Linked DNA regions of Homo sapiens: region 1 is linked to region 2. Evidence: read pairs that join two places in POLR2A ChIA-PET (ENCODE). Cell type or tissue: PC-3. All regions are shown on one strand. Links, peaks and the distances in the headings refer to the core of each region. The heading gives the core; the rest is flanking DNA.

Region 1 (15,874 bases), core at 4,556-12,555, 62 kb after region 2:
GATTACAGGCCTGAGCCAGCACATCCAGCCCCATTCACTCATCTAATGAAGTCCCTAACATGCGCCACACCTGTGCTAGGGACTTTGGATGCTAGGTACGCAGGTGTGACTTGGTTTTACTCTGAACTCCCTTTGAAGCTTCACTAATACGTATCTGGCTTCAAACGCAACTAACTTAACCAGTTTTCACAGACGGGATTCCAATTTCCAAAGGCACTGAGCCATAAGAGCAGCGGTGCCAAGATGCCAAAAGCAGGCCAACCCAGCGCCTTCCAACGCTTCCATTCAGAGTTTCAACCTGATGTCTCCAGGCACTCCTCCCACCCACTGACCATGGTAACCAGATGCGGTCTCCAGCCGGCCTTGTGCTGCCCGCTGCGAATACAGCCCGTGGGCCACCGGGCAGCCGAGCCATGCAAGCCACCCTGATCCCCAAAAGGCAGACGCACAAACCCGACCCAGAACTCGAGGCGAACCTTGAACTCACAGCGCCAAAAACGCGCAGTGCCTTCGTTTGCCCGGCTCGCTGAAGGCTGGCTCTGGGCCTGGGGGCAGTGCCCGCGAAGGGCTGCGATGGCAGGCCCCGCTGCCACACGGCATCGAGGGTCCCTCCGCCTCGGCGCCAGGCGCACGCCCTTCTGCCACATCCCTCGCGGGGCGCGCCGCCAGGGCCACCTGCCCTTTCAAGCCCCGCCAGGCAGCCAAGGGTGAGGAGCGGAGAGGGACCCGGCCGCTGCTGCCGCGAGCCAGCACAAAGGCAGCGTCTGAAATCGAACTTCCCACCCTGGGCACCGCGGCCTCCCCCCACCCCTGGCCTCCGCGGCCGGAGCGCACTCACTGTCAGTCGCCATGGTCGGACGAGGGGGCTGCCCGACGGCCGCCCAGGTTCGGGAAACCGGCGCCGAGCCCGGCCGGGCGCGCGCTCCTCGGCAGGCCCGGTGCGCTCGGGGGCCGCGCCGCGCACAGCCCCTCCTGCCGCGCGCCCCCGCCGCGCCGCGCCGCCCCGCGCCGCCCCGCGCCCAGCAGCCGCCAGCCCTGCGGCCGCCGCCGGCGTCCTGAGAGCCCAGCCTCCCGGGCAGAACGGCCGAGCTGCGGCGCCTAGAGGCTGGATCTCCCCCTCCTCGCCTCGCCGCGTCCGTCCCCCTCCCCTCCTTTCCTTTCCCGCCCCTCCCCCAAAGAGGATGCTCGCCGCAACTTGGAAACACGCTCCCGGCCACGCTAGGGTCGCCTCTCCACGCCACCTTTCCTACAACGTTCCCGCTATATCCTTGTTTTCGAGTCACCTTTTCCATTCTCCGCTTCATCCCTACCTCGAGCTTCTCACCAGCGGGGTTGGGACCCCATGCTCAGCCCCAGCTGGAAGGAGCAAAGCGGGAGAAGAGCTAGGGGTGTGGGGAGGATGAGCCAGGTGCTGGGCATTAATCCTCCGGGGCAGGAGCTCTCCTGCGAAACCGCTCAACGCCATCTCCGTAGGCTCCAAGTGGGCCGTGCTCTTCATGTCACCCTCTGTTTTGTCTCCGATGTGAAAATAGTTCCCAGCACGTAGTAGGCTCTCAGCAGATTTCTGTTGAGTGGGTGAATGGATGTCTTTATAACTGGATGCCTGCATGAATGAATGAATGAATGGCCAACTAACTGATTGGACGTCCACTGGATGAGCAACTGATACATGATCATAGCCAACTACAGCCCTGCCACTGACTAGGGATGGACGCTAGAGTAAGTAAGTGGACCAGGCCGAATGAGTGAGCCGGAGTCTTGTGCCTCACAGGCCATTGTGGTTCAGGAGGGCTCTGAACTGAGGCTGTCAGTTCAGAATGATGTTGTATACATCTTCTTGAAGTCCAAAAACCAATTTCTGATGGATTATTGGATTATTCTGCCATTACTTTTGCACCAACCTAATATATTAGGGGACAGTTGTACATTAGAAACCCCCGTCTCCACCACCAGATCCATCATGTGAAGGATCAAATGGCTCAAACACATCCCCTAAATTACATGGCAGGCTAGATACTTCTTAAAGATACAATACATTTCGCCCAGGCATGGTGGCTTAAGCCTGTAATCCCAACACTTTGGGAGGCCAAAGTAGGAGAATCACTTTAGCCCGGGAGTTCAAGTCTGCAGTAAACTATGATTGCACCACTGCACTCCAGCCTGGGTGAAAGAGCAAGACCCTGTCCCTAGTTTTTAAAAGAAGAAAAAAGGGCCGGGTTCACGCCTGTAATCCTAGCACTTTGAGAGGTCTAGGCAGGTGGATAGCTTGAGCCCAAGAGTTTGAGACAAGCCTGGGCAACATAGTGAGACCCTGTCTCTAGAAAAAATAAAACAAAAATTAGCCAGGCTGGTGGTGCATGCCTGTGGTCCCAGCTACTCAGTAGGCTGAGGGGGAAGATCACTTGAGGCTGGGAGGTGAAGGCCGCAGTGAGCTGAGATCATACTACTGCACTCCAGCCTGGGTGACAGAATGAGACCCTGTCTTAAAAATAAAATAAAATAAAAATACAAAGATACAATCCATTTGATGCATTTGGAGATGCACATTCAACCCAATCAGCCCCGGGCTGGATGCTGAGAAGACTCAGGAGCAAGGCTCCCGTCTGCCTATCCACTAGCTCCCACGTGGCTAGGCAGACAGAAAACTGCCAGAGAACAACACAGGAGTCCTCTCTGGTCAGTTCACAGAGCACGATGAGGGAGAGAATATTCTGATCAGGCTCCACATTCTGATTCAGTCCACCTAGAGTAGCACTTAGGGGTGTCCTTTTTTTAAATTGTGTTTAGCCTTTATTTGTTTTAACACAGGTGATTCTGAAGCAGACTTCTAGTTAAGAACCACAGAGACCTGGTTCATTTGTCTTTCACAACAACCATCTGCAGTAGACCCAAAAGCCAACACTCTGGAAGTGGGTTGGATGGGGAAAAGGAAAAAAGAATTAAACATGACCCTGGAGTCTTTAACCTGTTTGGAGCTCACAAACCAGGAGGTTAAAGGAAAAAAGAATTAAACATGACCCTGGAGTCTTCAACCTGTTTGGAGCTCACAAACCAGGAGGTTAAGCTGGTGTGAGGGCAAAAAGGGTGGGTTGGGCTTGGATTCAATTGAAGGGTCAGTGGAACATGTGTGAGGCTCCTTATGCATTAATCAAACTGGCTTTTCCAAATGAGAAAAAGGAAAAAAAATGACAATTCAAAGGATATGTTCAATAAATGATTTCTGAATAATGGACCTGTTGGATAGCAGGTTTGCATAGCACCAGATGTCAGATGAGAAGGGGTTAATGAACAAGTAGATTTCATAGAGGCGGAGGCCCCAAGCATAGATAATTCTCTTAAAAAGTTTAATGGTGAAGGAATGAAAGAGGATGGAGAGCTTTGGAAGAGAGCAGGATCAAGATAAGATGGGTTTTTTGTTTTGTTTTGCTTTAAGATAGATTTCTGTACACATATTCAAGTATTTAATATATAAAAGAATAAATTTTCACTTTTCTATAACCAAATTAACTTTCTGGCCCAAGCCCCTATTAGACCCATTGTTAGGGAGTTTGATTTTACTCAGTTCAAGGTAAACATCGATTCAGGCTTTTCTCAGGCAATTCAGAGTTTTCCTTCCCCATTTTTTCTTGGGGTTGCATCCATGTTTGGAAGGACAGGTTGGGTAGCATCAGGGATGGTAAGAGGTATCAGGCCCCATCTGTCCCTTTTGGGAGGTACCTCTTCTGTCTGGACCTCAGAGCTCGTCAGACCTCCACAGCCATGAGTGTGGGTGGCAGCCACCACTCTGTCTTCTCCTCCACACCAAAGCCCCTTCAGGTCTGACTTTTTCTCCTTGACTTTCCTGTTGCTCTGGAGAGGACAAGTTTGGCTACTCACCCATTCCATTCTAAGAAAACAGTGAGATCTGTGGAGTCTCAGGCCTTTTCTAACAAGCCAAACAACCATTTCTTTCTTACCATTCCCTTACTATGTGGTGGAGGGGAGCTCTGCATGATGGACCACCAAGCAAGACATTTAATGTGACATGAGACAAAGGTCCCCTTATGGCTCAATTTCCCCAGCCTATCTGGAAGTTCTACCACCTCCCAGCCAATGCATGACAATGGGATGCTTTTCTAAGAAGGGGTATTGGATGTTTTCAGCCCCATGTAACTGCATAAGGTGGCTTAAACAATAACACACCTTGTTATATATCAAGGGATCCACCCGTGGTTGATTTAGCATCTCCACAACGCCCATAAGAACTTGGACTCCCCACTTTCCTCCTCGGCAGTAAGGCTGCTGCAGCACAAAATCTCCCAAATCTGGTAGGAGAGGGGGATATTCCTCCTTGTCATTCTCACTCTTTTTTTTTCTTTTTTCTTTTTTTTTTTAATTTGAGACAGAGTCTCACTCTGTCTCCCAGGCTGGAGTGCAGTGGTGTGATCTTGGCTCACTGTAACCTCAGCCTCCCGGGTTTAAGTGATTCTCCTGCCTCAGCCTCCCGAGTAGCTGGGATTACAGGCTTCCACCACCATGCCCAGCTAATTTTTGTATTTTTAGTAGAGACAGGGTTTCACCATGTTGGCCAGGACGGTCTCAATCTCCTGACCTCAAGTAATCCACCCACCTCAGCCTCCCAAAGTGCTGGGGTTACAGGCGTGAGCCACCGCGCCCAGCCTCGTCTCTTTCTTTTTATCAGAGAAAGAAATCTTTGTAAAAGCCCTCAAAGGCCTTCTCCACCATTCTGGTGGCACTGGAGGCTGGGAACGCAAGCATCTGTTATTTTCAGCGTTTATGGCACAAAGTGGATTCTGCCAACAAGGAAGAAGGGGGTGGGAATGACTGCCTGGCCCACCGTCAGTGTCTGCCATCGTCTTCGTATACCCTCGGCAGACTCTTGCCTCACTGCTGTCCTTTATGTCCCTTCCCCTCTCCATGGCTAAGGAAACCTATCTCCTAACAGGCTGGAAAACTCACTCTTGAAACATCCTGCTTTCTTGCAAATCTCTGTGTCTTACATTTGGACCTTCACCTTTGAAATTCAAAAGCCAAGATTTTGGATCTTTTGGTTGCCTCCACACCTAAGGCCGGAGATAGTAAAGTTTAGTTAGAGATGGGGAGACCCATATGATACGTGAAATTATGTAACAGGAATGAAAAATGCATAACTCCATAGCAAGCTAGGATTTCTTCAGTACACTTATGAAGCAAGAGGAAAGAGCCACTAGAGAGGAAAGATCTAAAATGCAAAGAAAAGGCCAGGCGTGGTGGCTCACACCTGTGATCCCAGCAATTTGGGAGGCCAAGGAGGGCAGATCACCTGAGATCAGGAGTTCGAGACCACCCTGGCCAACATGGTGAAACCTCATCTCTACTAAAACTACAAAAATTAGCCAGGCGTGGTGGCAGGAGCCTGTAATCCCAGCTACTTGGGAGGCTGAGGCAGGAGAATCGCTTGAACCTGGGAGGCGGAGGTTACAGTGAGCCGAGATCACACCATTGCACTCCAGCCTGGGTAACAGAGGGAAACTCTGTCTCAAAAATAAAATGCAAAGAAAGGTAGGAACAGGTGTTAGTGGCAGCATGGCCAGGACAGGCAGAGAATTTCATCTTTGATAAACGAACCATTTTCAGTCTCAGAAACATAAGTAGAGAAAGAGAATGTTATGATGCAAAAGGATTTTATGAAGAGGGAGGTTGAGGGAGCTCAGGCATGCGATGTGGTCTCAAGTTTCTCTACAATATAGGACCTGAGCTTAGTTGCCAAGAAGGAAGTGGAAGAGGTGGATTTGAGGATTTAGGAGCATGGAAGAGGTTTTAAGATGTCTCTATTAGGAAGAGGAAATGAAAGGGATGAATAGAAGAGAAGGACTTCCGGCCAGCAGTGGGGGCCCTCCTGGAATTAGACCTCAGAAGTGCAGAAGGCAAGGCAGCCATTTGGAAGCAGGTAGTGGAAGCAAATGGAAATTGAATTCTGGGTTACTGTGTCCCCAAAATAGCCAGCCATAGGGCTCAGGGGGTTGGAAGAAATGAGTGAAGCCACAGCAGGAGTGAAGAGGGAGAATGCTGAGGAGAATGCCCAGGGCCTGGAAACCTTGAAGATGAAGGGTAGGAGGACAGGCTCAGGTGGTCTGGGTGAATGTTAGCTCTTGGGACTGTATATACATAATAGAGATTGGGACAGAGAAAGGGCAAGACTGAACAATTGCATTAAAAATGTTTTAGCTGGCCAGGCACGGTGGCTCAAGCCTATAATCCCAGCACTTTGGGAGGCCGAGGCAGGCGGATCACGAGGTCAGGAGTTCAAGACCAGCCTTGCCAACATGGTGAAACCTTGTCTGTACTAAAAATACAAAAATTAGCTGGGCGTGGTGGCACGTGCCTGTAATCGCAGCTACTCGGGAAGCTGAGGCAGGCAGGAGAATTGTTCGAACCAGGGAGTCAGAGATTGCAGTGAGCTGAGATCATGCCACTGCACTCCAGCCTGGTGACAGAGCAAGACTCCCTCTCAAAAAAAAAAACCAAAACAAACAAACAAAAAAAAAAAAACTTCAGCAAAGATAATTTATGATTCTTGCAGGGCTCTTCTGACTTATTTGCCATAATTGTAATTCAGATGTCACCATTCACATTGCTTAAGTTAATTTCCAGAATAAGGTAGGACAAAGACCTTTTATACAACTGCACAGAAGTTACTGTATAGGCCCTCTGACCCTTGGCTGATGACCGCATCCTGCTGACTATATCAACACTCCGGCTATAAACAAGAAATGAGAGCAAGGCAGGGTGAAGGGCTGCAGCCACATGCTGAGTGGGTCTGTGTCACCGTGGAGACTATTTCTGGTTGAAATAGCTATTGCTTTTTCTTTGTTGCCGTAGGTGGAAATGGAAAAATTATTTTAGCTGTGCGTGTGGCCTGCAAGCTACTGAGCATTTTATCTGACACCAAAGGAGAGGCATTTTTTAATTGTTTTTATAGAACTTATCTTTGAGTTTCATTAGGTGTCTATATCTCTTTGCAATAGTATCTCTGTATATTTCCTAAGCCTCTGAACTCAAGAACTTCAGAACATTCAAATATGACATAGAATATGGTAATAAAAATTATAGGATCTTAAAAATAGCCATTAGATAATAAATAGGATTACGTTCTGATTTAATCCTTGCAAGTCATATGGAGAATGAACAGAAGTAAGACAGGGCCACTCAGGTAGAATTCTGGTCTGGAAGGTGGAAGGCAGGGCCTAGGTTTGATGGTTAAATTTCCAACAATGACTGGAGAAATTCAGTGACCTAAACCCAGAAAACCACTGGCTTATGGTTGCCTGTCTCCCACTCCAAGTTGTCCCTATGCTGTCTGAACACGTACAGGCAAGGCGAGTAGTTAAGGAATCTATGAGGTAGAAATTTACAAGTAGAATTAAGTGTGGGAATAACCAGTTTCAGGGAAAAATAAGAGTCTGTAGACTAGGCAGACAAGTAGGTCAAACGGATGGCTGTACTGTTCAAAGCCATATGTGTGAATACTCTATTGATATTTTTATTGTCACTAAATAAAGCCTATTTTTAAAAAGTACTTTTTAGGCTGAGCACAGTGGATCACGCCTGTAATCCCAGCACTTTGGGAGGCCAAGGCGGGAGGATCACTTGAGGGTCAGGAGTTCGAGACAGCTTGGTCAACATGGGGAAACCCCATCTCTACTAAAAATACAAAAATTAGCCAGGCATTGTGGTGTGTGCCTGTAGTCCCAGCTACATGGGAGGCTGAGGCAGGAGAATTGCTGGAACCCAGAAGGTGGAGGTTGCAGTGAACCAAGATTGCGCCACTGCAGTCCAGTGTGGGTGACAGAGCAAGACTCTGTCTTGGGGGAAAGAAAAAAAAAAGGACTTTTTAGCAGTCATTCAAAAAATAGCCCAAAAAGTACACAGTTATGGAAATAACACTAACAGTCTCAAGCAAGACACACTCACCCTGGGGTTAAGTATGCTTGGACGAGAGAGAGAACAGGGACCCAGGAATGCATTATCATAAATCTCCATTTTTGCCAAAGACAAGCCTAGGCCAGCTTTCACCAAGTATAAGCCTCAGATTACCCAGCCCAGAATCACCTGGAAAATTGTTAAAAATGCAGATTTTTAGCCCCTAACCAACACTTACTGGATCTGAAGCCAGCAATGGGACACTGTAATCCGCACATGAGCTAGCCGGGTGTTTCTAATACATCCTAATACATCTAATACTTACCTAGCTCAGGTAGCAGCAGCTGGTTACAGAATAATAAAACTGCCTGGAGACCTGGAATTTCACACCTAGGAGTTTCTGCTTCAGTTTTCTCTATCTACAATGAAGAGCCACTAAATGCTGACAAGTAGCCACTAGGAAACAAATTTAGTGTTAACAAACTTTTAAAATATCTTACTCATATCTAATTAAAGATATCTATTTTGAAAGTCTTCTTATCCTTCTTTTTATCCTCCATGAAGATAGTGAACTGGTCACAGTTCTCTATAATTAAGTCCTCATTTACTAACTGTCTTAGTCTCTTTGGGCTGCTATAATAAAACGCAGTAAACTGGGTGCTGGTAAGCAACATAAATTTATTTCTCACAGTTCTGGAGGCTGGGAAGTCCAAGATCAAGTAGCTGGCAGATTCAGTGCCCAGCAAGGGTCCATTCCTCCCTGTCACCTCACACGGTGGAAGGGGTAAGGGGTCTCTCTGGGGCCTCTTTTATAAGGGCACTAATCACATTCATGAGGGCTCTACATGAATGTATTCTTTGCAATACTTATACAATATCCACTGAGGTTCAGACTCGTGTGTGGTGGTTAAAATCGTAGGCTCTGGAGCCAGACCACATGGCTTCCAATAACAGCCTCACTACTCACCAGCTCTGTGATCTTAAGCATACTACATGCCATCTTTGTGCCTTTGTTTCTTCTTCTGATAAATTAATACCCACTAGGACTTTCCACTTCTGGCAGGATGACAGACAGATATTTTCAAAGGGCCTTCTCATCCCTCCTGAATATACTACTAAAGAAAAAGGTTAATGCATTCCTGTGCTCACCAGAAAGTAGCAGAATCTCCAAGGAGAAAAACAAAACAATTAGCTGAAACCAGAGCAAGAGGCAGTAGGATATTAAGCAAGTGGAGTAGAAACCAATGAAGCAGAGTTCATCTAATAATTCCTGAAATCAAAAGATCAAACTTGGAGTGTAACCTAAGATTCCAAGGACTCAAAGGACTTTAGAGGTATCAGAACAATAGTATTCTTGGCTCATAGCAGAATCAAACATAAATCCTCTCTAAAGGAGAGCATCCCAAATTAAATCCACAGGATTCAGTATAAGAAAATTTGAGCTCCAAATAAAGATCACCACCAAATACAACAAGGATACAAATCACCAAGAGTGAGAATCAGCAAAACAACAAATAATAGACTGACTGGTTGAATTGCAGATACTGAAATTAATATACAGGATGTAAATTAATTATGCTTGAAATATTTGAAGAAATAAAATATGAAACTGAAAAGCTAATCAAAGAACAAGAAAATATAAAACGTATCTAGACAGATATAAATAAACTCTCAGATACAGAACAAAAAAAGTAAAAATTAAAAACTAAATGGATGGAGCTATTGACCAGGCCAGGACTTATCTCCTCTTGGCACCACAAGTTTCAGGCCAAACGAGGCCTTCCTAGTAGGCTACACCTGCCTGGTTTCATTTCCTGTAGTCATCTAGCCTGTACAAATTGCTAGAGATAGTCTCCTCATTTTGTTAAAACTTTATATCAGAAAACATATTTAAATCCACCAAAGAACAAGGTGATTCTGACTTGACAACCCTGAGGAGTCACTCTATATTCTTCATTTTCTTTTCTGAGGAAATTCAGTCTCAATTATGGAGATCCAGAAACATTATAAAGCAATTTAGTCCTAATTCTATCAAGGGTAGTTTTGTGAATGAATTATATTTGTAAATATAAGGGATTTTTTTAAGTGGTAACAAGACAAACTATATCTTGTGACTGGCTGGTTCATCTTTATTTACAAATAAACAGGATGATTTTCCAAACATACACTCTCTAAATAAAGGACAGTGTATTCAGTTTTTAAATACGAAACAAAAAGTTTCTGCTGGGAAAATTTTATGAGCAACTTGTTGAAATTTACAGAGAGAATACATTCAGTTAACCACCTACAGTAAAATGACATGTTAGCAAGAGAAGCAATATACCAATTATGCTGCAAGAAACTAAGAGATAAATCAACTATTTAAAACATGTAATAAAGGCAGAAGAGTTAACCATTTGTGAGACTTTAGCAAAATTCATTTCATTTAAAATCAGACACACCATAAGAAGTTCAGGTCCAACAAATCTTGTGGGTGTTGCCTTCCCTAAAAGTGATCAACTAGCTAGGCAGAATGGCTGGCACCTGTAGGCCCAGCTATTTGGGAGGCTAAGACAAGAGGATCTCTTGAGCCCAGGAGTTCGAGACCAGCCTGGTGGATATTATGAGGTCTCATTGCAAATAAATAAATAAATAAATGTTGTCAACTGAAGCTAACATAGCCCATTTAATTGTTACGGTGTTGAAGTATTTAAAAATTAGCCTGCAGGTAAAGTAATTACATGAAGGTTTTCTTTTTTATTTGTCTTAAGTAAGGTTTTTTAAAACCTCATATTAAAGTGCCTGCAAGAAAAAAATAGTGCATATAAAAATATTTTCCTCAGAGCATAATCTGTAATTAGCCTGATCAAGCTTTGTAGCTTGCAACCAAGAGCAAATTAATAACATAATTGATTCTATAGTGCTTAGCATTTACGGAAGATTAGCCTCCTTGAAAAATCAGGGATTTTTACCCTATTTTCAGAAGTGCGTCAATTTATTTCAAGCCATTAGGTTAACAAGACACTAAATTATGATCAAATAGCATTTGGGTGACTTAAATGAGTTAAGTCATACTCCCAATCTAATTGGAATCTTCGTAAATTAGGAGACACCCTGCACAAATCCAGGGAAGATGGTTCAGTAACTTCAGGGTAAATAGGGGGATGTCACCTAATGATTACTTTCCGTGATAGCAACTGTAAGGGATTCAATGCTGTAAAGGAGATATGCATGTTTATACAACTTTACCTGAGTGCACTCCCCTGTCCATGGCACTGGGCAGGTAGGACTCAGGCAGAATGTCATAGTCTTACCTATCTGAGGAGTCAGAGAATGGAGTTTGGGCTGTCAGAGTGGTTAGAAGTCAAGATGGGAAATCCCTAAAAGGAGCAATCATAGAAACTCCAAAATCTGTGTATAAAATCCCCTCAGATCTTTGGCTGCAAGCAAGGCAAAAACCCCCATGATTCTAGGGCAAAGAGCTAGAAATCTGAAAGTCCCGAGTGGGTATTTCAGCAGCTGACCACCCAAAGGTCTCCTGAGTTCAAAGTTCAAGTCTTGCAAGAATAGAGTGATGTGGCAAACACTTCACGGTTTCCATTAAACTTCAAAAAGCCCACACCTTAGATTTAGGGACCACTTCCAGGACTAAGGGATTTGCCCTAAAACTAAGGATCAAGCTGAATAGATCCACCCTGACAAAGCCTACAATCAAGCCCCTTTAAGTATAAGATGCTCTGTCATAACTTAACTGCCTTATAGAACAAAACTCAACACTCTTTAGAGGAAGGTGATAGAATTCAGAGTCCCTAACATGTATTATCATACAATAAAATATTAGTAGACAGGGAAAGAAACATGAAAATGTAAACCACAGTCAATAAAAAAATAAATCGGTCAATAAAAACAGATATACTCTTTGGGGGAAACAGACATACTGATGCCCCCAATGTTGAAACTAGCAAACACTTCAAGGTAGCTAAATTTGCTAAACTTATAGCACCTACAGTATAAATTTATAGTATCTATAAAATAGTATAAACCTACAGCAAAAAATGTTATAATTGGTGAAGAAATGGGACATTTCAGTGCAGATATGAAAACCATGAAGAAGAACCAAGGAGAAATGTTAGAACTGAAAAATACTACATCTAAAATTAAAGTTATTGAATGGGATTAACAGCAGATTGAATACAAAAGAAGAAATAATTCATGAACTTGAAGACAAGTCAAATCATTCAATCTGAAGCACGGAGAGAAAAATTACTGGGGGTGTGGGAGGAAGCCACAATAACATTTGGGACAGTATTAAGCAGTTAACAGACATGTAATTGGAGTCCTAGAAAGAGAAGCAAGTGAGACCAGTACAGAAAAACATATACAATATACTGGAAAAATTAACTGCACTAGGCACATCATGCAAATGGCTGAAAATAAAGTAAAAAAAAAAAAAAAAAAAAACTTAAAAGTGGCCAGAGAAAAAGGGCGTGTTATATACCAAAAAATGGGTAAGAATGAAAACTTCTCATCAGAAACAATGAAGGCTGAAGACATGCAACAATCCTTAACGTGATGAAAGAAAAGAGGTGTCTACCTAGAATTCAAATCCAGGAAAAATATCCTTCAAAAATGGTTAAATAAAGACTCAGAAAAACAAAATCTGATAGAATTGATCTCCAACAGAACTAAGCTTCAATAAATTAAAAGAATGTCTCCAGGCTGAGGGAAAATTGTCCCAGGTGAAAGCATAGATTTGCATGAAGGAATGAAGAGCAGTGGATAAGGTTCCCATGTGGGTAAATGTAACAGCTTTTTCTCCTATTTTTTCCTTTATTTAAAGTAAGAATATAACTGTATGATGGGGTTTATATCATAGCAGTAAAATATGATGACAATATCTCAAAGGATGGAAGAGGATAAAATGGGATATATCCATCCCTAACTTACAGGTAGATTTTATTACGTCTCATATGCAGATTGTAATCTCAGAGCAAATCCACGCTGTCTGATACTCTTCCACTGTGCAATGCTGCATCAACTGAACTTTTTTTTTTCTTTTCTCTTTTTTTTTTTGAGATAAAGTCTCACTCTGTCCCCCAGGCTGGAGTGCAGTGGTGCAATCTTGGCTCACTGCAGCCTCCACCTCCTGGTTCAAGTGATTCTCCCACTTCAGCCTCCCAAGTAGCTGGGACTACATGCACGTGCCATCACACACGGCTAATTTTTGTGTTTTTAGTACAGATAGGGTTTCACCATGTTGGCCAGGCTGGTCTTGAACTCCGGACCTCAGGTGATCCACCTGCCTCAGACTCCCAAAGTGCTGGGATTACAGGCATTAGCCACCATGTCCAGCCAAGTGAACATTTTTGCCATTACTTGTTTACATTATGAAGTTAAAATATTTACGACTGTGTTTGCCATCATTATCATTTCCATCAAATCCATGAATAGAATGACAAATCCATGAAATGTTACAGGCTTGCCCTACTCACAACCCCTTCTGCAGAAAGCTGACAGAGTTGGGTCCTTCCCCATAATTTGCCCTGTCCTGAGGTATACGACCCTTCTATACTGTCCACAATTGATTGTATCAGGGATCTATGTCCTAGTTAAGGGGCATCATCCTTTCAGTTGGACATAAGGGAGGCCAGGCCGGGTGTGGTGGCTCACACCTGTAATCCCAGCACTTTGGGAGGCCAAGGCAGGCGGATCACTTGAGGTCAGGAGTTCAAGACCAGCCTGGCTAACATGGTGAAACCCCATCTCTACTAAAAATACAAAAATTAGCCAGGTGTGGTGGTGCGCATCTGTAATCCTAGCTATTCAGGAGGTTGAGGCAGGAGAATTGCTTGAGCACAGGAGGTGGAGGTTGCAGTGAGCCGAGATGGCACCACTGCACTCCAGCCTGGGCCACAGAGCAAGACTCTGTCTCAAAAAAAGTGGGGGAGGGAGGCGGGGCTGGGTGTGGTGGCTCACACCTGTAATCCTAGCACTTGGGGAGGCCAAGAGGAGTAGATCCTGAGGTCAAGAGTTTGGGACCAGCCTGGCCAACATGGTGAAACCCCGTCTCTATTAAAAATACAAAAAAAAAAATTAGCCGGGCGTGGTGGCACATACCTGTAGTCCCAGCTACTTGGGAGGCTGAGGCAGGAGAATCACTTGAACCTGGGGGGTGGAGGTTGCAGTGATCCAAGATTGCGGCTCTTCACTCCAGACTGGGTGAAAGAACGAAACTCCATCTCAAAAAAAAAAAAAAAAAAAAAAAAGGAGGCCAGTAGCCAGAATAATCTGCACCCTATCAGGGAGCTCTATTTTGGATTATAACTAATAGAATCAATCTGATCCTCTTTCAGGGACTATAGAGAACAAGAGAAGTAGCAAAGGGGAAAGTGGGCAGGGAAGCTGGAGAGCACATGAATAAGAGGATGCACATTGTAACTACAGGGCAATAGACATCCACTTCAAAAGCAAGGACTCAGCCCAGCCGTCTAAGCTGCTGGTGTTCACTACATTTTTTTTCCAGCTCTCCAAGAAGTTGTGCCTCTGATCAAGTATTAAAATAAGCCTCCAGCATTTAAGATAATGTCAATGTGACTTTGTTCCTTGTAACTTAAAGGACGCAGCCCGAATTCATCATAAAAAGAAAAATTCAGACCTGCAATATACAGCACATTAAAATAAATAAGTCAGGCATAAAAAATACCACATAAAAAAAATTATACAACCCGAAGTCGAGGCTTTGACATTTACTTTCATAAAGGGAATAAGAAAAATGTGCAATGAAAATTACTCTATAGTTGTTCAAAAGATGAAATGAAAACGTGTTCAAAATGAAAACGTGAATACTTAAGCACCCACAGAGTTTGCTCAATGGCATTTAAAAAGCAAGCATTCTTTAAACTAGAATTCAAGAATCAAGGGTAAGTTAGGAAGGCATTAGTAATTATGCTTATTTTCCTGGGCTCTTTACATCAAAATGAAAGTAATTTCCAGCCCATAAAGCTCATTTTTAAAGATACCGCAATTAAAGATATTTTATCTCTATATACATGTGTAAATCTTTTGTCATAACCAAAATAGGTTATTGGAAATAAAATATGTATTGTAGCCAATTCAAGTTAAAAAAAAGAAACCTGGGTCTCCTTCAGTTGTCAAGCCATGAGAGCTTGGTCTCATATCAATCTGAAGATCTGTGTAAACACATAAGCTTTCAATTATTATAACTTTAAAAAGCCGCTTCAAAAGTCACCACACAATTACTTTGGTTTCCTTGGCATCCAAGTACTTTTTAAAAGCTTACTTTTTAGCTGTAATTATTTTGAAGTTTAGCGTTTATATCTTTGCATTTCCATTTCCAAAGCACTCTGCAGTTCTTAATATTTTTGAACAAGTCAGTAAAATAGTTTTGTAGCACTTTAAAGTTTTTAACGTAGTTCCCTAATAAATCGCTGTTCTGAAAAATCCCTATATAAGACAAAGCCTTTGCTCAAAAGTTTGTTCATTGTCTTTCCTTTTGCTTGCAAATGGTACAACTGTGTCTGTCTCAGGGAACAATCACTTTAATTGGGTATTAAAGAGACTGGGAATGTTTCTCCTCATTGAATATATCCACTCACAGTTAGGAAAACTTTGAGTTATTAAGACAAAGGGGTTATAAACCCAGATGGGATCTTGGATGTGCTTACAACATAAACTCATAATAGTACTACAAAAAAAAAACAAAGATGACACTATGATTTCTCATAGAGAACTGCATATTCCCAGGGTAGTTTTCTTCTGAAGAAATTAGGATACTTTACTTCCAAAGTGAAAAATATTCCCCTAATTAAGCATCCATACAAGCTGCATTTTCCTTATGACTCCACTTTTTATTCATGGGTTTTAAGATACCCCAAATAAACCTGGTATATAACATTAATACTACTCTAATTCTAATTATCTACTTTGAACAACACTTTCATATACGGGGATTTCTGGGAGTGGTATGATTTTA
Region 2 (15,874 bases), core at 4,373-12,372:
ATCTCATGGCAATTGTGCCAAAATGTAGACTGATTTAGTACGCCTAAAATTCCACAGCTCTAACAAGCTCCCAGGCAGGTTACTGATCCACAACTGCACTTTGCATAGCAAAGTTTTGAATGCTCAGGTAACTATTCCAATGTCCCCAGAATAAAACTCTCCCCAAAGAGAAAAAATTCAGTGTGTTTTCTTTCCATTTTCTGGAGCTCATCTCCCTACTTTTCCTTTTAATTTTATATTTAGAATAACCAGACTCTAACGTGGCAATACATTCCATCATTTGGCACATGCCTCACACCAAATGGAAAATTTCTTATGTGCAAAGTGTTAGAACATGTAAAAAAAAAAAAAAAAAATCTTGCTGCATTGGCTCTGAAAATGTTAAATTCTATAAAACTAGCCTATTTAATACAAGAGCCATTTAGGCTTTCAGTTTGGATACTACAGAGAAAATTGTCTACTTTATGGTCCCAAAGAGTCTCATCTGGATGGACTCTAACTTTTTTTCAAATATAAATTAAAGGTATGAAGACTTATCTTTGAAGCACTGTAATACCTGGGCACAAACGTGTGATGACACAAGAAAGAAATATTCTCTGTACCTTGTCTGATATAAAAATATATTGTGTATGTACAGTTGTTCCTCGGTATACACAAGGGATTTGTTCTAGGAACCATCACCCCCTCATATAAAAAAATCCACATACACTCAAGTCCTGCAGTAGGCCCTGTGGAACCCACTCATACAAAAAGTCGGCCCTCCAGATATGTGGCATTCACATCCCGCAAATGCTGTCTGGTAGGAAAACATCCACATGTGAGTGGATCCACACAGTCCAAGCCCACATTGTTCAAGGGTCAACTGTATTTCCAGGTCACACTTTCCTCTCCTGCACTTAATAGAGTTCCACAGTAATGTCTTTGAAAGGGACTGTCCCTTGTCAATAGGAACAAAATTGTTTTGCAAAATTCTATGCAACTAGAGTTCACAGTTCATATTCACCATCCTCTATAACGCTGGTGCCATCAGCAGCTCTTACCCCCAAATTCACCTCCAAAATTGGTCATCACATTTTTCTGAGTATTTCTGAGTATTAATCTGAGTATTTTTCTGAGTATTAATTATTCTGAGTATTAATGCAATTACTGAAGGCAGAATATATTCTCCTTTACTTAAAACACTGACAACTCCTCACTAAACATATCCAACATTTCACAATACATACGAAAATTTTAAAAGGCCCACCATCCCGTTTTAATACCTCTAGAAAGAACTGCCATCAGTTATGGTTTCCTAAAAGACCACAGGGTAGAGGAAGACATCATCCTACTTTTGGCTATCATAACATGTAGTTCTGTTTTTTATATGATGATGGATAGCTTAGATTACTGGTCAGAATAGGAAATGGTTCATTAATTAGGGACATTTTAGCACTCCTGTGAATATTCACCCTTGGGGTATTACACATGGATTCTCTTCCCACTTTGCTCACTTTGTACCTCCCCTACTCATGTGAGAAAATGATTTTTTAAAAATGCATCAAAGTTAGGCTATGAATAAATGTTATTCACAAAAGAGATTCATTTTCAGGTGAATATTCTGAACAACATCAAGCTCTGTGGCCAATGGGCATAGGCAGTAAGTACGAAGGAAGGGGCCAGTGGCAGCCAGGGCTCTGGTGGAAAGACAGTAGGAGAAAAAGGAAAGACGGTTTGTTAAGGAGAAGCGAGGCAAACCCAGCATGACAGAAAGAGGCCTGAGATGAACCAGGAAAAAATGCCTATCCATCCTCTCATCCCATTTCATTCCTGATTGGCTGTGACATGGTGGTTTCTCTTCAGATAATGGGAAAAGCCTATAACTCTTTCGGGGAAAGAATTATGCTTTTTCAACCAAGGACTCTCCAAGCTTGCAATAGCAAACATTAGGGACTATTTGAGATCATATACTTAAATTTCACAGGTTTTTATAACTCATGGGTCCTCTTTTCCCAGGAAGGATCTATCTATAATCAATATTTTAGTTGGCCCATTCTCAGTAAAACATTGAACCCTCTTTAACAAATGATTGCCTTTCATGAAAAAAACAAACAGATAAGGCTAATGAAATTGCTTTTGGATACATCCTACCTATGAATACAACGTTTTAATATGAGTCTCATCTGTATTCTACTCAAAATCAAATTATTGTCATTGTAACTGTTTACCAGAAAAGATTAATGAATTATTTTTACCAATGTGTAAACAATTTATGCAAAACTAAACATAGTCAATAGAGATTGAATTAGGCATCCAGACAAGAGCTAACTCCCTGCCCTGAAAGAGAATAAAACAAGAGAAGCCATGAGCTGTGATGAGGGCAGCTGAACCAACGTCTGTATTCCCCAAAGCACAAAACAGAGTAGAAAGAATTCTATATGGGATGTGCCCTGGGTCTTAGCAGCCCAACACCTTTCTACTCAGTTCCTCTTCTCAGTTACCACAGAAAATAATGAGCAAGAAATTGTCTTCTCTTGAGAAGAAACAGGAAGGGGCAGGAAAAGCACAATGAAGAGTTGAAGCTGCTGAGATCCAGTTAAATTCATGTGAACTAATGCAGGAAGATCTCAAACATGTTTCAAATCAAGACTTATCTTCAAATTGGCTGTATTAAGAACTTTTAAATTTAGATAAGACAGCCCCAGGTATGATGGTATATTAAGGGAGAAAATTATAAATAAACCAGATATCCAAAAATAAGGGAAGACCTAACATTAAAAAAAGATAAATATTTAAGAGGATTGATATCCCAATTACCCTGACTTGATCTTTACACATTATATGAAAGTATCAAAACATTATATATGTACTCTAAAAATAGGTACATCTATTATATATCAATTAAAAATATGTATTTACAAAGAAATAAACAAAAATAAGGGAAGAGTTTATGAGTATGCATTGGGCCATTCATTATGCATCAATCAATGCTATAAGACAATATAGCAAATGTTTATAATTGTTTTAAAATCAAGGTATGAAGCTGCATACATAGTGTAATTGAAACTATTGATAACTACTATTTATTGAATACTTCATATTTTATTTTCAATCCCTGCTACAATATTGCAAGGAAGGTACAATTACCCACACATTTTACTGGTAAGAAAATGAGTCTTAAAGAAGATAATATTCCCAAAATAAAAAAGAATTAAAAATGGAACAGTGATAATAAATTGTAGGGTCAAGCAACTCCAAAGTCTCATTTTACCAACAATATTGCCTAAAAACTTCATAGAGGACAAAAACTACTGAAAGAAAATGTGCTATGACAACACTTTATAGAAGGGCATTTTATATCATTTAATATATTGTCTATAATGCGGTATTGTTTTTATAATTATTGTAATTTCATGTGAAAAAGTTAAGGAATCCAGCTCTGATCATAATATAGTAATAGGGATTAAATTTATCTTTCTGCCTTAAACAACCACAACACTGGACAAAATATATAAAATAATGGTTTTTAAAGATGCAGGAAAGCAGGCAACACTAAATGGTGATCCCTGAGAGAAAGAATAAATGAATGAAGTGATCCCTGTGGGTGCTCCAGCTCACTGCCTGGAGAGCAGGTCACGGGACAGGGAAGGGGAGCCCAAACAGACCCAGAACAGAGTCTTGCTGAGTTGAATAGAAGCAGGGTGGAGTTTGGGGAAGCCACAGTGACTAGAATTTGTGGGGTAAAGCACTGCAGAAGAGACATTCACAGACAGGATTTCCTTTGAGTCTTTGAGTACAGATCAGCACATGTGTATTAAGAAACTAACAAGACCAGGAAAAGAACCACCAGAAAGGTACAATCAAAAAATCCCTAGAGCTCATAAAAAGCTGGGAATAATTTACATTGTCACTAGCCAGTGGGCAAAAAATACTAATATATAGAGTATAAAGTGGAATACTTAAAGGTTGATTGCCTCATTAGTAGGGCCAAATTAGCAGTAGATTATCGGATGATTTATACCCATCTAAAAAGGTTTAAAAGCAAGTTTCAACAAAACTAGATGAAGTCAAGCTGGCTTAACTGCCTTCCAGAACATAGCCAAAAATACTTAAAGAAATAAAATGAACCACCGTCCAACAATATAAAATTCACAATATCTAACATCCAACCAAAAATTACCAGGCAGGCAAAAAAGAAAAATGGGGAGTGGGAGTGGGAGGGATTCAATAACTAGAAACAGACCCAGTAATGACAGAGATTATAGAATTATTAGGCAAGGTAGTTAAAACGGCTATTATAAATGTACTCCACAAAGGCATATTGAGAACAGAAATGGAAGATAAAAAGAGACATAGGTCAAATTTATGGAGATGAATAATATAATAACTGAGATGAAAAATACACTGATGAGATTAACAGATTAGTTATTGTAGAAGATTTAGGGACATGAAGACATTGCAATAAAACCTAGACAAAATAAAACACACAGAGTAAAAAGACTTTTAAGAAAAGAAACTCAAAAGAAGATAACATCATGTGGCCTACCATACATATAACTGGAGTTTCAGAGAAAAGAAGTGTAGCAAAAATATTTGAAGAAACAATTGGCCAAAAAAGTTTACCAATATGAAGAAAATTATAAACCTACATATCCAAGGAGTTTGGTAAACCCCAAGCAGAAACAATAAGAACACCAAACTAAAGTACATCATCATCAGGTATCTAAAAAAACAGTGACAAAGAAAAACTGAAAAGCAGGCAAGAAAAAAAAAAGATATCACATTACATACAAAGGAACAGCAATGAGAATGACAATATATTTCTCATCAGAAACAATGCAAGTCAGAAGACAGTGGAACAACGTATTTAAAGCAATGAACAAAATAGCTGGCAAACTAGAAGTCTATATCTAGCAAAAATATCCTTCAAAAATGAAAGTAAATACTTTTTCAGACATGCAAAATCTAAAAGAATATATCATGAGCATCATTGCACATAGTAAAGGAAGTCCTTCAGTAAAAGGCAAATAATACCAGATGGAAATTTGTATCTACACAAAGGGATGAAGAGCATCAGAAATGGTAAAAGAGTGACTAGATATAAATTTTTTCTTATTTTTAATATACTTAGAAGATAACTTCTAAAGCAAAGATAATAACATATTGTTGTGTATCTTGGTCAATTTGGGCTTCTATAACAAATTAGCAGATTGGGTGGTTTAAACAACAAATATTTATTTCTCACAGTTCTGTGGGGAGGGAAGTCCAAGTTCAAGGCACTGGAAGATGTAGTGTCTGGTTAGAGCCTGCTCCCAGGTTTGCAGATAGCCATCTTCTCTTCATAACCTCACATGGCAGAGAACAAAAAAAGGGAAAGAAAACTCTCTCATGTCTCTTATTATAAGGACCCTAATCTCATTCATGAGGGATCCATTCTCTTGACCTAACTATCTCCCAAAGCTTTCACCTACAAATGCCATCACATTGGGCATTAGGCTTCAATAGGTGAGTTGTGGAGGGATACAAACATTCAGTCCACAGCAGTTGGGTGTATAACATATGTGGCAGTAAAATGTATGACAACAACACAAAGACCAAGAGAAATAGAACTATACAATTTTAAGTTTCTTAAAATATGTGGAAATCACTGTAATATTATTTGAAAGTAGATGTTGATAAATTTAAAAGTTATACTGTAAACTCTAGAGCAACCATTAAACAACAAAAAAGATAGAGCTAATAAGCCAAAAAAACCTAAAATATAATATTAATAAATTTTCATTTAATCCAAAAGAAGGTAGAAACAAAGCAAAAAGAATAAAGACGGTAAGACAAATAGAAAACAAATAATAAAATGGTAGGTTTAAATCCAACCTTAAATGGAAATGTCTAAACTCACCAACTAAAAAACAGACTATAAAATTGGATAAAAGGACAATACTCAACTATGTATGCTATCTGCAGGAAATACTCTTTAAGTAAAAAGACAGAATTATTACAAGTAAAAAAGATAGAAAAAAGATAAACCACACTAAAACTAACCGAAATAAAGCTGAGTGGCTATACTAAGGTTAAATTTCACAATAAAATATTACCAAAGAAAAGGATCATTTCATAATCATAAAGGGATCAAGTCATCAGGAGTACATAGAAATCTTGAATGTTTATTCAGATAATAAAAAACTTCAAAATGCATGAAGCAAATGCTGATGGAATTAGAAGGATAAATGTACAGACTAATTCATAAGCATTGTTGGATATTTTAATACCAGAACCTCAATAATTGATAGAAAAAGTAGACAGAAATTCAGTAAGGATATAAAACACTAGAAAAACACTATCAATAAAATTAATCAGCATTTATAGAACAACCAACAAAAACAAAATATTCTTATAAAGTGAACATGGGACATTTACCCAGACCATAATCTGGGCAACAAAACAAGTCTTAACACATTTAAAAGGAATCATCTCATACAAATGTTATTGAAAGAGAGTTAAATAAGAAATCAATAATAAAAAGGTTTCTAGACAGTTCCCCCAAATATTTGGAAACTAAAGAACATACTTATAAATATCCCATGATTAAAAGAAGTCAAAAGGGAAATTTAAAAATTTTTTGAAATGAATAAAAATGAAGACAAAATATACCAAAATGAATGCAATGCAGCAAAAGTAGTGCTTATATTATAAAAATACAAATATTTAAAATCAATGCTTCCATTTTAAGAAATCTGACAAATAAGAGCAAAATATAACAAAGTAAGCAGATGAAAGGTAATAATAAGCAGATGAAAGCAAAAATTAAGGAAATAAAATTTTTTTAAATAACAAAAAAATCTAAACCAAATGTTATTTCTTTGGAAAAAACAATAAAATTGATAAACCTCTAATCACACTGATTAAGATTAAAAAAAGAGAGAAGACACCATTCTCAGAAAAGAGAGAAAGAACATCTCTTTAAATCCTTCCCAGACTACCCTTCCCAGACTCTGGCAACTATTATTCTACTCTCTACTTTAGGGAAAGAAAATTTAGACCAATATTTTTCATGAACAAGAATATAGACACACAAAACTCTTAAAATGTTATCCAAAGAAACCCAACCTAAAAGAGGTAATACATAAGAACAAGTGGAGTTTATCCCAATAATACAAGACTGATTCAACATTCAAAACTCAATGTAATTCAACATATTAACAGACTAGTTAAAGAAAACCATATGATCTTCTCTACAGATGCAGAAAAAGCACTTGGCAAAATTCAACATCTATTTTTGATCAAAACTTTCAGCAAACTAGGAATAGAAGGAAACTGCCTCAACTTCATAAAGAGCATCTTTGAAAAATCTACAAGCAACAGCAGACTTAATGGTAAAAGACTAAATGCTTTCCCCCAAGACTGGGAGCAAGGTCATCCTATTCAACAGTACAAACTTGTTAAATCACTTCCTAAGTCTGTCATATTTCTTATGCTGATGTAAATAGTATTGTTTTTTATTGTAAATAGTAATGTATTTTCATTGTAAATAATATTGTTTTAAGTTAATTGCTAGTATATAGAAAAACAATTTTTGTATATTTTCCCTTGCATCTTGTTAGACTCATTTATTAATTCTCGTAGCTTTTATGTAGATTCCAATTCATAGTTCAGAGCATATGGGTCTTCTAGACGTTGGCTACAGGGGAAATTCACTGAAGACAAACTAGCAAAATTCTCACAAACCGCATGAGAAAATGAGTCACCGTGAGGTTAAATCAGCAAATAAAGGGTTTTACTTCCTCCTTTTCAACCTATATGCCATTTATTTCTTTTTCTCAACAAATTTTAACGTACAAACAAGAAAATCCAGGAAGAATTTATTCACAGAAAATGATGAGTTAATTCTAAAATTGACATGGAAATAAAATGACCTAGATTACCCAAAACAGGATTGAAAAAATGAAAAAGAAAAAGATTTACACTACCTGATTTCAACACTTATTATATATAAAGCTACAGTAATCAAAGCAGTATGATATTAGCATAAAGATAGACACATAGAACAATGAAAGAGAAGAGAGACTCCAGAAATAATCTCAAACATATATAAATACTTTTCAGGAAAAATGCCTAGATAATGCAACCGGGAAAGGATAATCTCAACAAGTGCTATTAAAATAATTACATGTGCATATGAAAAAAAAAATGAGCCTAGACCCTTAGCTCACAACATAAGCAAAAATATAAAATGCATCACAGATCTAAATGTAACATCTAAAACTATAAAACTTCTAGGAAAAAACATTGGAGAAAATTCTTTTGACTTTGGATTAGGCAAAGATTTCTTCTGTAGAACACAGAAGGCACTAAATATAAAAGAAAAAATAATTGGATTTTATCAAAATTTAAAATTTTTACTCTTTAAAGCATGCTGTTAGAAAAACTAAAAGGCAAGCCACAGACTACAGGAGAGTATTTGCAAAATACATATCTGACAAAGAACTTGTATGCACACTAAAGAACCCTCATAATGCAATAATAAGACAAACATAATTTTTAAATGAACAAAAGATTTGAACACATATATTACCAAAGAATAGGTATAGATGGCAAATAAGCATATGAGAAGATGGTCAACATCATTAGTCATTGGAAAAATGCAAATTAAAACCAACATGAGATACCTTGTTATAACCATGAGAATGACAAAAATAAAAATAAATTGATGATATCAAGTATAATAGAAGATGTAAAGCAACTGGAAATGTCATACATTGCTAGGGAGAATACAAAATGGTACAGCCACTATGGAAAACATTTTGGCAATTATTTTTTCCTTTCTCCCCCACCCTCCTCTTCCTTTTTTGGCAATTTTTTGTAGAGCTAAATGTGTACCCATCTACCATATAACCCAGCCCCAGCAAGTCAACTCCTAGGTATTTACCCAAGAAAAATTAAAGCATGTATCCACACAAATACTTATACACGAGTATTCATAATAGTTTTTTTTTTCAGACTACAAAGGTGGTTTCCTTTATTTTGGTAAACTTTAAAGATCTCATTTTGATACTAATTCAAAATGCCAAATAGAATGACCCACTTTCTGAATAATTAAAACAACTTACATTTTAAACATGTATTTCTGTAGGATGTATTCTATCATCTGAAATATTAATAAGATCCAATAATTTCTTAAGTAAACAGTAAACTGATCCTAAGTATATAATCTGTGATCAATTTCGTAAGACTAAGTTTACTGCACCTTAATTCCAGATATAAAATGATTTAGAAAGCATTTTGACTGGGGGAGGTGGAAAATAAGGACAGGTAAATGATCTGCAGCTTAAATACAAAATCCTGTCACATTACATCTCACATGTTCAAGACACCCTCCATGTGCTGAAAAAAAATGATGATTCCCAGAAACAGTATAATCCATTAATAAGTCACCCAATATATAACAATTTTTAAAACTCTTTATAAAAAAGGAGTCCATGTATTCACAGATACTGTAGAATCTCCAGCTCCTATGTATATTACTGAAAAATGCAAATAAATATATCTTTGCGGTATTACGGCAATCCACATCTTTCCCATCAGACTATACCAGTCACCTTAGTACTGTGGAAATGTTCCACCGTTTTGGGCAGCCCAGGCCATGAGGTCCCCCACAATATTCCAAACTGTTAAATAGTCTAACTCTTGAGCTGCTGATGAGGCCTGGAGGATCTTCACGGCTTTCTGTGATTCATTTCCCAGTTTGTAAATCACATAAATGAGGAGAGCAGCCCCTTCTTGTGTGCCCTGTTTCCCTTTCCGGACTGCTTCTCCTAAGAGCTTCAGGCTCTCCGCATCCCTGCGTTCAGAGGGATGTGTAGGGCATGAGGCAAAAGACAGATGCTCACCTCCATCTTAGGCCTGATGTCCAGCAACAGATGGGGTGCCCCAGAATCCAGAAGTCGCTTATAGTCAGTGACAGAAACACGATCCTCTGGGCCCAGTAACTGCAGGGAGCGGCATTTATCGGTGGCTGAGGAGCCACAGAAGGCTTCATAGTCCAGCAGATGAGTCACAGTGGGCCATTTCCCGCAAGCTGCACAGTCGAGCCTGCAGCTCCGCAGCCGAATACAGCAGAAATGCCCTCTCAGGGCATCAAAGAGCAACAGGCTGCCACTGTAAGAGGGGCCCAGACTCGCAGCAATTTTCAGCACTTTCAAGGCCTGCAGGCAGCCCAGGACCCCGGTTAAGACACGGAGCATCCCGCCATCCGCGCAGTTGGTCACTGTCTCCGCCGGGGGTGGCTGGGAGAATATGCAGCGATAGCAAGGCCCACCGTCATAATGGTAGACTGTGATTTAGCCCTCCAGGCGCTGGCAGACACTAGGGCCCAACCGGCCAGCCACATGCGTCATTAACCAGGTAGCGAGTGGACACGTTGTCCGAGCAGTCGCCACCACATCATATCGGCGGAGCGGGTCTAGGGTAGGGACCGGCATAAAAGGGCCTGAGAGTACCGCACTCATTCCACCGCCAAATTGAGGCCGCGCAGCGAGGCGGCGGCCGAAGCGGCCTTGGCCTGTGCAGCCAGTGCCTCGCCATGCAGCACTTGGTAGGCCAGGTTGCTCATCTCTACCACATCATAATCCACAAGGCCAAGGCGGCCCACGCTGGCCGCTGCCAAGTACTGCGCCAGTGGACAGCGGAGCCCACCGCAGCCCACGACTAGCACGTGTCTGTGCACGCCCAGCTCGGGCAGCACTAACTGCCGGCTAGAGCGCAGAATCTCATCTTGGAACACAGCGGCCTTCCGCGGCAGCTGCAACACCGAAACCAGTCGTTCTGGCTGCGGTTCCTGCTCCGCCAAAAGGGCCGCTGCCAGCTTCTGCTTCAGGGAATTCAATTCCTCCTCACGTTGGACAACGTCAGCCTGTAAGGGGAGTACCTCCTCCTGGGTCGTAATAGTTTTATTCATAATAGTGGAAAATTTGAAACAACCCCAAGTCTACCAATTGGTGAATGGATAAACAAATTGTGGTCTATTCATACAAAAGTATATTCCTCCACATAAAACAGAACAAATTACCAGAATAGTCCATGCAGTATTGAAGAAGAACAAAGTTGGAGGACTGATACTACCCAACTTCAAGACGTGCTATAAAACTACAGACAATGTAGCATTGGTGAAAGAATAAATCGATCAATAGAATAAAACAGAGGGCCAAGAATTAGACCCACATACATACAGTCAACTGATTTTTGACAAAGGAGCAAAGGCAATACAATGGAGCAAAGATAATCTTTTCCACGACTGGTGCTGGAACAACTGGGCATTGATATGCAAAAAAAAAATGAATCTAGACAGACATTTCACCCTTCACAAAAATTAACTCAAAATGGATCACAGCCTTAAATGTAAAACACTAAACTACAAAACCCCTAGAAGATAACATAGGAGAAAATCTGGATGATCTGGATTTGGTGATGATTTTTTACATGCGGCAGCAAAGGCACAATCCACAAAAGAAAGAATTGATAAGTTGGACTTTATTAAAATTAAATCTTTCCGCTCTGTGAAAGAGAAAGTCAAGTGAATGAGAACATATGCCACAGACTGGAATAAGATATTTGCAAAACACTATCTGATAAAGAACTGTTATCCAAAATATACAAAGAACTCTTAAAATTCAACAGTAAGAACACAAACAACCTGATTGAAAAATGGGCCAAAGAGCTTTACAAACACCTCACCAAAGAAGATGCGCAGATGGCAAATAAACATGTAAAAAGATGTTCCAGATTATATGTTGTCAGGGAAAGGTAAATTAAAACAATGAGATACCATGTATAAGAATAGCCAAAATCCAGAACACTGGCAACACCAAATGCTGGAGAGGTTGCGGAACAACAGGAACTCTCATTCACTGCTGGTGGGAATGCAAAATGGTACAACCACTTTGGAAGACGGTTTGGAAGTTTCTTAACAAACTAAACACACTTTTACCATATGATCCAGCAGTCATTCTCCTTAGGATTTACCCAAAGGACGTGAAAATATATGTCCACACAAAAAACTGCACATGAATGTTTATAGCAGCTTTACTCATAATTGCCAAAACTTGGAAGCAACCAAGATGTCCCTCAATAGGTAAATGGATAAACAAACTGTGGTGAATCTAGACAATAGAACATTATTCGGTGCTAAAAAGAAATAAGCTATCAACCCATGACAAGCCATGGAGGAAATTTAAATGCATATTACAAAGTGAAAGAAGTCAATCTGAAAAGGTTATATCCTGTATGATTCCAACCATATGACATTATGGAAAAGACAAAAACTGTGGAGACAGTAAAAATATCAGTAATTGCCAGGGGTTAGAAAGGGTAGAAGGACGAATGGACAGAGCACAGAAAATGTTTAGGGCAGTGAAACTACTCTGTATGATACTATAATGAATACATGTCACTATACATTTGTCCAAACTCAGAGAATGTACAACACCAAGAGTGAACCTTAATGGACTCTGGATGATGATGATATGCCAGGGTAGGTTCCTCAGTGTTAACAAATGTATCAGTCTAGTGGGAGATGCTGATAGTGAAGAAGGCTGTGCATGTGTAGGGGCAGGGCATGGGTGGGAAATCCCTGCACCTCCCCTTCAATTTTAGTGTGAACCTAAAACTACTCTAAAATATGTCTACTTTTTAAAAGGGAATAAACATTGATGCACACAAGAACAATGATGAATCTCCAAAGCATTATGTTAAGTGAAAGAAGCCAGACACAAAGGATGACATATGATATGATCCCATCTATATAAAATTTTAGAGAAGACAAAACTATCATGATGGAAAGCAGATCACTGGTTTCCAGGGTCCGGGAGGTGGGAGAGGAGACTGACTGCAATGGGCGACAAGGGAAATTTTTTGGCATGAGAGAAATGTTCTACAAGATGAATGTGGTGGTAGTTTCAAAACTACACACTTGTCAAAAGTTATAGGATGGTACACTTAAAACTGGTGAATTTTTGCATGCAAATTATACTTTCATAAAGCTATAAGAATATAACAATAAAGCACACATAACTCACTTTATTGCGCTTCATTTTATTGTGATTTGCAGATATTGTGTGTGTTTTTTTTACAAATTGAAAGTTTGTAGCAACCCTACATCAAGCAAGTCTGTCAGCACTATTTTTCCAAAGTATGTGCTCACTTTGTGACTCTGTGCCAGTATTTTTTTAGCAATAAAGTATATTTCATTAAGGTAGGTATTTTTTTGGATATGATGCTATTGTATACTTAATAAACTATAGCATGGTGTAAACGTAACTTTTATATGCACTAGGAAACCAAAACATTTGTGTGACTCACTTTATTGAGATACTTGCTTTATTGCAATAGGCTGGAACTGAATCCCCAGTATCTCTAAAATATGCCTATGTAAGAATTCTATCAAACAGGCTGGGCATGGTGGCCCATACCTGTAATCCCAGCACGTTGGGAGGCCAATGTGGGCAGATTGCTTGAGCCCAGGAATTCGAGACCAGCCTGGGCAACATGCCAAAACCCCCTTTCTACAAAAAATATAAAAATAAGCCAGGCATGGTGGCACGTGCCTGTGGTCCCAGCTACGTGGGGGGCTGAAGCAAGAGCCTGAGCCCAAGAGATCAAGGCTGTAGTGAGTCATGTTTGCACTGCACTCCAGCCTGGGCAACAGAGGGAGACCCTGTCTCGAAAACAAAAAGGAGATTATCCGAAAGAAAGTAAAAGGCATCTGTGATTCAACCATCCAGATACTACCACAGTTAAGACTTCTGTGCATTAAAATGTTTATATTTTTACCAAAAAAAATTAGTAAATTTTGCCACTTAATTTTGCAAATTGGTAAGCTTTTTTCACTTAAGATATCCTGAACATTTCTGTGCCCATAAAGAAATAGAATGACAACATGAGCTCTAATGGCTACAAAATAGTCCACTGGATATATACAAAATAATTAATTCAGATTCCCTCCCAGTTGGTGAGCAGTATTGTGATGAATCTCATTATCAGAAATCCCACTCTCTGATCACCACCTTCCATACTTCTAGTTCACTCCTTGCTGGTCCTACATTCCAACTCCAGCCAACTTGATTCTTCCTGGTCCTAGATTCCATCCATCCTACCACTTTCGTCACTGCCTCTCACCCTCCTCCGATTGCTTTCTTCTTCCCCCAGCTTAAAATGCCATGGTCAGTCTCCGTACACCTCACTTGAATACTTCCTCAACACTTGCATCTTCCCACTGCATTAGGCCCACTTAGCAAAACCACACCCTGGTAAAATCCAACACTGCCTGTATCAACATAGCTAAACAAGGCTGGAGAAAAACACTCTTGAATCGAATGGCCTCACATGAAATTCATGGCCTCAAGCCTCAGGTGGATCCTCAATGTAGTGCAGCAATCTTTCTACTTTTCCCTACTCCATTTTCTCCCATTCTCTTGGCCCAGTGCCTCTTAAACTATCTGCTGTGAGGACTAGATGTTTTTATTTCCAATCTATTATAGACCAATACTTTTTAAAAATACAATAAAAATGTTACAGCAATGTCAAGTGCTATAACAGTTTCTAAAAGCTTGCTCTCACTTTCTGTACTCATCTCCTGGCAAGTCAGTAACCAAGGGCTCCCCAACTGGCCACTTTGTGCACTGCAGTCCTAGATGACAAATCTCAAATTGCCAGCACCTCCCCACCTTATTCACTCTGAGTTGATCATCTTGCTTCCTCTTTCACTAAAAAGGAATGAAAGACAATCAGTTCTTACTGATATGCAAATGATGTTTACAAAGGTTATTACTACACTCCTATAATTGCTTCTGTGCTGCTTTGCAAAAAATGAAAACTAAAAATAAATCACACCCAAACAAATACAGGCTAGAATGGTTTGTTGTTGTTGTTGTTGTTGTTTGGAAAGAAGCAGTTCTTTCAAAGTAGCTTTGTTACTTGTACCAAACTGTAAACATAAAACCTTTGTGCAACCTAGAGTGACTTTTTCCAAAGATTGTTACCTATTTCAAGGTGGAACCATTAAAACGTACTGAACCACAGTGGAAAAGACAACTATTGAGCCTAATTGAGGAGAAGGGTACTGTTTATTTCTGTGGCAACTGTATGTGGGTATATGGACAAGGTCTGTCATCTATTTAGGGACTTGTTTTATATGTCCCCGACCTTATCCACATCTTTTTGTTTTCTTTTGAATGTACTTTTCCAAACAAAGAATTATAAAATTATTTCAACCTTAGAACCTTAAGATGCCTTCAAATGGATTTATGTTAGTCTTTAGGGAGTCAATGTGTTGCTGCTTATTATAATATAGTTCGCTTGGAGCCCCAAGTGTGCCAATGTCCTCCCCACACTTCCCAGATGCCTTCATCTTCCTGTGAGCACTTGAGCTAGGAATCTCAGGTGACTTAATTTGGTTTTCCAGTGCTGAGGAGGCTACATTGTCTGGGGTATATATCCAGGGGCTCACCATTTGGCATTGGAAAATTTAGGACACAGACACAAGGAGTTTGTGTCTGTGTCCTAAACCTTTAGGAGTAAAGGTTTAATAGGCAGAAGAAGAGAAACAGCTCTCTCTGTCGAGAGAGAGAGGGGTTTTCCGAGCGGAAAAGATGGGCTGGCTGTGGATGTGCCGGATTGTATAGTAAAGCTTGAGGAGGTGGTGTCTGATTTAGGTAGGTAGGGCTCACAGATTGGTTTAATCAAATGTGAAGTTTACATAGCACGCCCAAATCCGGTCACCCCACCCTAATCTTATTATGCTAATGAACTCTCCGTGTCTGGCCGCCATCTTGTCGCTCTTTACTGTACACATGGCTGGCACCTAAAGGAAGATGGAGCCAACATGTCTAGTCCCTAGTTCCCG

What was found. Peaks named below come from ENCODE experiments on the same cell type or tissue, not always from the same donor. Only the 100,000 strongest peaks of a DNase experiment are listed, where the experiment ranks them.
Region 1: POLR2A ChIA-PET joins it to region 2 with 11 read pairs; 2 of 35 experiments call an interaction of 5 or more read pairs at or near these places.

Annotation. Positions count from the first base shown.
Region 1 is chr14:61,797,775-61,813,648 of GRCh38, reverse strand. It overlaps SYT16 (synaptotagmin 16), which reads right to left and starts at 946. Exons shown (of 8, transcript NM_001367656.1): 1 at 839-946. In PC-3, for the core only: no CTCF peak of the experiment used is centred there; no DNase peak of the experiment used is centred there.
Region 2 is chr14:61,859,251-61,875,124 of GRCh38, reverse strand. The region is part of intron 1 of SYT16 (synaptotagmin 16); the gene reads right to left. It also overlaps the pseudogene MOCS3P1. Among named protein-coding and RNA genes, the nearest start is that of SYT16, 54 kb to the right of the region's middle. In PC-3, for the core only: no CTCF peak of the experiment used is centred there; a DNase peak (open chromatin) is centred at 7,694; H3K27ac peaks cover 1,526 bases.